Linked DNA regions of Homo sapiens: region 1 is linked to region 2. Evidence: read pairs that join two places in POLR2A ChIA-PET (ENCODE). Cell type or tissue: PC-9. All regions are shown on one strand.

What was found. ChIA-PET counts read pairs that join two places held together with the same protein. Peaks named below come from ENCODE experiments on the same cell type or tissue, not always from the same donor. Only the 100,000 strongest peaks of a DNase experiment are listed, where the experiment ranks them.
Region 1: POLR2A ChIA-PET joins it to region 2 with 8 read pairs; 4 of 35 experiments call an interaction of 5 or more read pairs at or near these places.

Annotation. Positions count from the first base shown.
Region 1 is chr1:207,517,394-207,521,393 of GRCh38, reverse strand. The region is part of intron 4 of CR1 (complement C3b/C4b receptor 1 (Knops blood group)); the gene reads right to left. Among named protein-coding and RNA genes, the nearest start is that of CR1, 23 kb to the right of the region's middle. In PC-9, no CTCF peak of the experiment used is centred here; no DNase peak of the experiment used is centred here.
Region 2 is chr1:207,452,243-207,456,242 of GRCh38, reverse strand. CR2 (complement C3d receptor 2) reads right to left here and starts at 1,915. Exons shown (of 20, transcript NM_001006658.3): 1 at 1,767-1,915. The coding sequence starts at 1,824. RefSeq lists silencers at 1,357-1,466, 1,847-2,076. In PC-9, a CTCF peak has its summit at 1,592; a DNase peak (open chromatin) is centred at 1,982; H3K4me3 peaks cover 2,018 bases.

The DNA of each region.
Region 1 (4,000 bases), 65 kb before region 2:
CCCTCGATGAGAAGAGAGAGAGAACTGAGCATAAACAACATTTGAAGAATTAATAACTGAGAATTTTCCAAGACTGATGCAAGACATCATTAAATTACAGGTTCAAAAGGCTATACAGGCCTGGCACGGTGGCTCATGCCTGTAATCCCAGCAGTTTGGGAGGCCGAGGTGGGCAGATCACCTCTTGTCAGGAGTTTGAGACCAGCCTGGTCAACATGGTGAAAACCCATCTCTACTAAAAGGGTAAAAATTAGCCAGGCATGGAGGCACAGGCCTGTAATTGCAGCTACTTGGAAGGCTGAAGTGGGAGGATAACTTGAACCCCGGAGGCGGAGGTTGCAGTGAGCCGAGATATCCCACCACTGCACTCCAGCCCAGGTGATAAGAGTGAAATTCTGTCAAAAAAAAAAAAAAAAAAAAAAAAACAACCAAAAAAAAAAAAATGTGCAAACCCAAGCAATACAAAGAAATTCTTACCTAGACACAACACAATAATATTGTAAAAAATCTGTTTTAAAGTGTAATCCATTTTAAAAGCAGCCAGGAAACATGGACAATAACCTTCAGAGGAACCACACTTAGAAAAATGTTTAAAGAATTTGTTGTCAGAAGCTCTACAATACAAAAATGCCAAAGAGACTTTTTCAGGCTGAAGGAAAATAGTTTCATATAGAATTGACAGAATTGCAATAAGAAGGAAACACACCAGAAAGAGCTCATATGCGGGTATGTTTTCATTTAGGATCTTTATGATAGAGAAAACCTCTTCAGTCATTACAAGAAACACAAGATGGCAGTAAAGATTTTATTACGGGCTGGGGGTATGGCACGCCTGAAGATCACACAGAGGTTGGTCAGCGCGAGGAGACAGACAGAGAGAAGGGGACCCATCAGCCAATGCCTTTATTGGGGACCAGAGTATGACCCAGCATCTTGCATCTACAAGCCAAGGTATCTCCCATGGGGAGTTCTAATTGGTGAGTTTAAAGAAAGCAGGCACATGTTCCAGGCAGTCGTGCTGCGACTGAGAGGTGGTCACGGCAGCATATCTGCGAAGTCCATGCAGGGCACAGAGGTCAGGGACGCTAGTCAAGTAGGTTTTATCTAGCTGTCCCATAGAGAGGTGGTCACCAGGAGGCAGTTGTATAAGGCAGATATCTGGCTCGACCACGTTGCAAAATTGGGAGGAGGTACAGAACTAGAAAGGGCATTAAGGGTGACTAAGCCCTGCTTCTGGCATGAGAAAGCTAAACATATTCTAAATGGATGCTGAGGCAACATAAAAATTCTAAGAATTCACTAAGGTGTAAATATAAATAAATACTGTTTTTATAAAGACAACAGTGTCTTTGAAATATAGAATATATGTAAATCGTTAAATCAAGTTTAGCCTAAAGCCTTACGTAGTTTAAGCTCAGCCTAAAGGTTTCTCTGTAAACTGCAAACTATAACAAGTGAAGATGTAAACAGACCGCAGACTACTCTTACGCCAATCACCGAGTTTTGGCCAATCAAATGTGGCCAACTGTTTGAACTGTTTTCAAATAAGGCAAACGCTGAGCTATAACCAATCGGCTGTTTCTGTACCTCACTTCTGTTTTCTGTACGTCAGTTTCCTTTTTCTGTCGGTAAATCCTCTTCCCCCATTGCAGCTGGGCTGGAGTCTCTGCGCTTACTTTGGCTCGGGAGGCTGCCTGATTTGCGAATCGTTCATTGCTCAATTAAACTCTTTTAAATTTAATTCAGCTGAAGCTTTTCTTTTTGCAAAACGTATGGCAACAATACAAAAAGAGGGGGAGGACATAAATGGAATTAACTATTAATAGTTTCGGTACTTGCGTTGTTTGGAGAGTGGTAAAAGTACAATTTTAGCAGACTATAGTAAATCAAGGATGTCTATCTCTAGAGTAGTCATTTAAGAATAAAAAATGGAATATAACTTAAAAGCTACTGGGGAAATAGAATAATAAAAATACTTGATGAATTAAAAAATGTGAGAAATGAGGAATAAAGGAACAAACACATGAAACAAATACCAAGACTTAGACTTTATATCAGTAACTATATTAAATTTATTTATTTTTAATTTTTATTATTAAATTTTAATGTTCCAAACACACCAATGAACAACTAAGACTGAATAAAACAACAAAACCTTACTATATGATGTTTATAAGAGACAAGCTTTAAATATAAGACAAAGAAGGGCTGAAAGTAAAAGATTTAAAACACATATAATATAAAAACAATAAAGAAAGCTTATATAGCTGTATTAATATGCAAAGTAGATTTTAAGGTAAGAAGTATTATGAGAGGTAAAGAGAGACATTTCATTATGATAAAATAGTCAATTCAGCAGAAAGAATAAACCAAAAATTTCATGCATTTAATAACATGTTTAAAATACATAAAGTAAAAATTGCTAGAACAAAGAGGAAAGACAGACAAATTCATAGTTGTAGTTGGGGATTGTAATGGGTTGAATAACCACTGTCCTCCTTAAAAAATATCTGTGTCCTGATCTCTGAAACCTGTGAATATGACCCAGTTTGGAGAGTCTTTGTAGATACAATCACGTTAATGATCTCGAGCTGTGACCATTCTGGATTGCCAGGGTGGCCTCTAAATCCATGTCCAGTGTCTTTATAGGAGACAGAAGAGCAAAGGACACACACAGAGGAGAAGGCGATGAGAAGATGGAGACAGAGAAGGAAATGATGCATCTACAAGCCAAGGAACATCAACGATTGCCAGCAGCCACTGGAAGGAAGCCTGGAGAGAGGCACAGAACAGCTTGCAGATGGAACCAATCCTATTGACATCTTAACTGGATTTCTGGCCTCCAAACTGTTAAGAGAGTAAATTTCTCTTCTTTGAAGCCACTAAGTTTGTGGTAATTTGTTACAGCAGCCCTGGGAAACTAATACAGATATTTTACACATGCTTCTCCATAACTGAGAGAACAAGTGGAGGGGGAAAAAAAGACTGTTCTAAACCACATTTTCCTAAATGACATTTCTAGAAAATGAAGCAAAATAACTGTACATTCAAGTGCATATGTAACATTTTACCAAAATCGTCCATATTCTGGGCAATAAACCATGTCTCAAATGATTAAATTAATGAAAGAATGATAACTAGAAGATCTCTAAATATTTAGAAATTAAGCAATGCCCTTCTAAACAGCCTATGGGTCAGAGGAGATATTAAAAGTGAAATTAGAAAGCTTTTATGTACAATGATAATAAAAATATAAAGATTGTTGGAAATAAATAAAACAGTTTTAGAGAAAAATTGATAGGTTAAATGTACATATTAGAAAAATAAAGGTTGGAAACAAATTAATTAGTATCAAGAATTTAGGACTGGAGGAATACACAAAGCTTAAAGCAGAAATCAATAAAAGAGAAAATAGTCATAAACTAAAGAAAAAACAAGAAAGTTAAAAGTTGTTTTTCTGAAAAGCTTAGTAAAATTGATAAAGCCCCGGTAAAACTAATCAAGGAAAAAGAAGCAAAAGAAATTACCAATATCAGAAATTAATGAGTGTAAGGGTATCACTACAGAACTTACAGGCATCCAAAGGCTAATATGAGACTATAATAAACAGCATTATGCTGATAACCTAGGAAATCTAAATAAAATGAGTAAATTCCTTGAAAAATATAACTTACCCAAACTAATTCAATAAGATATAAAATAATAGTTTTACAGCTATTAAAGATATTAAATCCTGACAACAACAACAACAAACCCTCAGGTCCAGATTGCTTCACTGCTGAATTCTTCCAAACATATAAGGAAAAATAATGTTACACAAATTGTTCCAGACACTAGAAAAAATAAATAATTTTTAACACATTTTATCAGGCCAACATAATCTTGATGCCCAAACCTGATAAGGACATTAAAATAAAAGCAAATTATAACCCAAGATCTCTTGAGAATATAAATGCAAATTTTCTGAACAAAATATTATGAAACTGAATCCAGCAATATT
Region 2 (4,000 bases):
GTGGGGAAGACCATGAGCAGCGCATACAAGACAGGCAGCTGGAGAAATCAGGGGGTGTGAGCTTCGGTGAGATCCCATTCCAAAGGGCTAGAAAGGCTGAAGACACCAGATTTTCTTCCACTGGAGGCCTTTTAGATTTTTGAACAATGGAGTGAAATAATGAAAATATATATATTTCTTAATTTTTTGTTTTCATAATTGGAAAGTGACCTATAGGTCACTCTTTAACCTTTCCAATCATAAGAACCAAAATCTCTTAAAAGAGATGAGGTTGTTACACAGGTAATTATAATGCTTAGGATGGGAATACTGGTACAAAAATGAGAAATGGACAAACAACAGAAGCACAGTAGCTTGAATGGCTGATAGGTAGACCTGGTATTTCATGGGGCTCCAGTTAAGTGACCTACATGATGCTGCTGCTGTGGCCCTGAATTGGCAGGACTGGTGAAGAATTTGATTTTCAGTTGATAATATCCTCTTTGAAATTTAGAAATAGGTGAGAAGTCAGGGACGTACTCTGCTCTTAGAAAAAGTGTGAATATACATTTGTTCAAAGGGAGTTAATATGCAGAAAAAGAAAAGAGATGAAGATAATGGTCTGGAGAAAGGTTTAAGGGTCAGGAGACAGTAAAATGTCAGGAAAGCAAAAAGTTGTAATAAACTAATATGTGCTGTATTCCAGACACCTCAATAAGCTGGATGTCCATAGAAACAATTGGACACCCAGCTTGTTAGCTTAAATGCTGGCTCCATAAAATCAAGTCTGTACAGGAGGCTTATTACTGATATTTAGTAGTAACGACTAACATCCAACTTTCTTTGCTTAGTTTCATCTGTGCTCAGGGCAGCTCAGTGAGGTGGAAGGCCAGTTAATCACTAGTTTCATTTTACAGATGAAGAAACTGAAGATCAGGGAGCTAAATGACTTGCCAAAAGTCACCCAGTTATTGAGGTCTGCACACAGTAAACGTCTTATAAACTAGGAATGCACGGTACCGTGGAGATAATTAGAAACTTAGACCCATCCTGTAGCCAAGAGACGCTAATCTTAATTATAATCTTTCTTTAAAATCAAGCCAATCTGGAGGAAAAAAAGATATAATAAACGGTGAATGAGACCTTTGCGGACGTCCACACCATTACAGTAGGTTAATAACAAGAAGAAAACAATAGTTTTAATCCATGTCTCAAAAATAACTACGGATGGTTAATGTTTAGGATCTCTACCAATATCACATTAGAGTTCAGAAAATCTGAGACCCATGCTTGGGAACCAGGTCTTACTCTTATTTAGGGAAGGGAGCCGAGGTTCTGCCGCTTTTGCTGGGCAAGAGCGCGGTTCGGGTGTACAGAAACAGCCTCACGTGGCTAGCTGGTGCCTCATGCAGTGGGTAGGTTTCCCGTGGCGAGCGGTAGCGCTGACCGCCGGCCAGAGAGCGATGAGCACCTGCAGAATCCTGGGGGCGGGGAGCCCGGCAGGAGACCGCGAGCACCCGCACGCCGCCAGCCACACCGGGCCGACCAGACAGCGCCCCTCTGTGGCGCAGCCTCCAATTCTGGAGGTCCCAGCTCCCGGAGGGGCCAGTGGGGACAATCAGGACCAGGCGGTTTATTGCAGTGGTCCCTCAAAGCTAGCGGGAGGCGGACACGCGTCGAGCACTGCCCCCACCGTCTCGCTTTTGGCCCCCTGCTTTGCATCGCGGCACAGAAACTTTCCCTGCCCGGGACGCGTCCCCACCTCCGTGCTCCCCCTCCCAGCTCACCGAGGACCCCCGGTGCGACGAGAGCCAAGAAAACCCCGAGCAGGCCCGCGGCGCCCATGCCACGGCCGAAGCCCCCGCGGCGGGATGCGTTCCGAGACCCGCGAGCGTCCGGCAGCTCTGGGAGGGCAAGGCTGGAGCAGCAAGCAGCTGTGAGCCAGGAGAGGCGGGCCCTTAAATAGTGTCCGGCACACGTGCTAGTTCTGAGCGCACACCTGCAGGCGGCCTGGGGGCTGACGCGGCGCCGGTGAGGGTGGGACAAGCGGGAGGGACGGCCCGGCACGAGGTGGGCGGGGAGCTCTGAGCCACTCTTTGGCTCAGACTCACCCCTCGTTGCGGTGGCTTCCCCACTTTTTTGACCACGCAACCCACTACACTCACTTGTTTCTCTTACTAGAACTTAAACAAAACTTTCACAAGTTAGTACTCACCCTTAGTAATCTACAATGTTCGTCCTCTGTGCCATGCTGTGTTATGCTAGACTAGGCTAGGCTATCCTATTCTTATTAGAAATCCACCAAACTCATTTCAAAACCTATTAGTGGATTCATCTCCCAGTTTGAAAAAGCAGTGTAAGTTTACTTAGGGAATTTAGGAACAGCAGCCACTTCTGCTCTGTTCTTTATTTTGAAGTAATCTCTACAGAAAAGTTTCAAGAGTACTGCAGAGAATTCCCATATACTTGTCACCCAGATTCTCTGCATGTTAACATTTTGCTGTATTTTCTTTACCATTCTCTATTCTTTCTCTATAGACATATATGTACATATATGTGATTATATAATTATAATTATATAATTATTACTTTGGAACCATCTAGCATTTATTCCTATTCTAAATGGTTCACTAAGGACTTTCTGTTCCATAACTAGAGTGCAATGATCAAAAATAAGAACTTAACATTGACACAAGACTATAAGCTACCATCTGTATTTAAATTTTGACAATCATCTCAATAACCTGTGTTATGGTAAAAACAATAACAACAATAGAAACCAACCTTTGTTTTTCCTGGTCCAGAATCATTTCAGGATCATGTATTGTGTTTGATCATTATGCCTTCCCCCCACCCCCAGTTCTTTATTCTGGAAAAATGTCCTCAGCATTTTTGGTATTGCATGACCTTTACATTTTTGACGAATACACCACAATTATTTTTGGAGAATGACTTTTAAGTCCGTTATCTATTATAATAACAAATTACCCTGAAGGTAGTGGTGTAAAGCAAGAATAAACATTTATGATCTCACAGTTTCTGTGGGTCGGTCAGGTGGTTCTGGCTTGGGATCGCTCAGGAGATTGCAGTTAAGACACCAGCTGGAGGTGCAGTCATCTGAAGGGTTAACTGGGATAGGCGAATCCACATCTAAGATGGCTCACTTACCAGCCTTTGGCTGGAAGCTTCATTCTTCACCACGTGGATTTTGCCATAGGGCTCGCTGCTTGTGTGTTGAGTGTCCTCGTGACATGCCAGCTAGCGTCTCTGAGAACAAGAAAGAAGAAGCCATAATGTCCTTTGTGACCTGTCCTCAGAAATCACAATATGTTAACTCCAGAATATCCAATTGATTGTACAGATCAGCCCTTTTCAGTGTAGGAGGGCAGTATACGTGGATGGTAATGTCAGGAGACAGGATCACACCCCACAATTTGGATTTGTCTATCATTTCTTCATGATAGATTCAGGTTATTGAATCTAATTATTTGACAGGAATACCAGAAAGGATGTCTTATCCTTACGGGGAGGCATATGTTGTCTATTTGTCCTATTACTGGTGGTGGTAACTTTGATCACTTAGTTAAGATGGTGCCTGCCATGTTTCTTAGTGTAGACTCAGTATTTTTCCCTTTGTAATTAATAAGTATTTTATAGGGAGATACTTTAAAACTATGTAAATTCCTCATTTTTTCATCAAATTTTTACCCACAAATTTTAGCGTCTATTGATGATCCTTTCTTGAATCAATTTTTACTATGATGGTTGTCAAAGGGTGTTTTTTCCTAATTTAATAATTACTTCTATATTCATCTGTTGGCATTTTACTGTAAATAAAAGTTTTCCCTTCTCTATTTATTTATTCATTTATCTATATCAGCATAAACTATATCAATATGAATTTTATTTATTTACTCAATGGGTCATAATTCATGGCTACCATTATTTATTTTGATGCTTAAATTCTCCCTGATCGGGCCAGTGGGAGCCCTCAAAATAGTTCCTATGTCATTTTGACTTG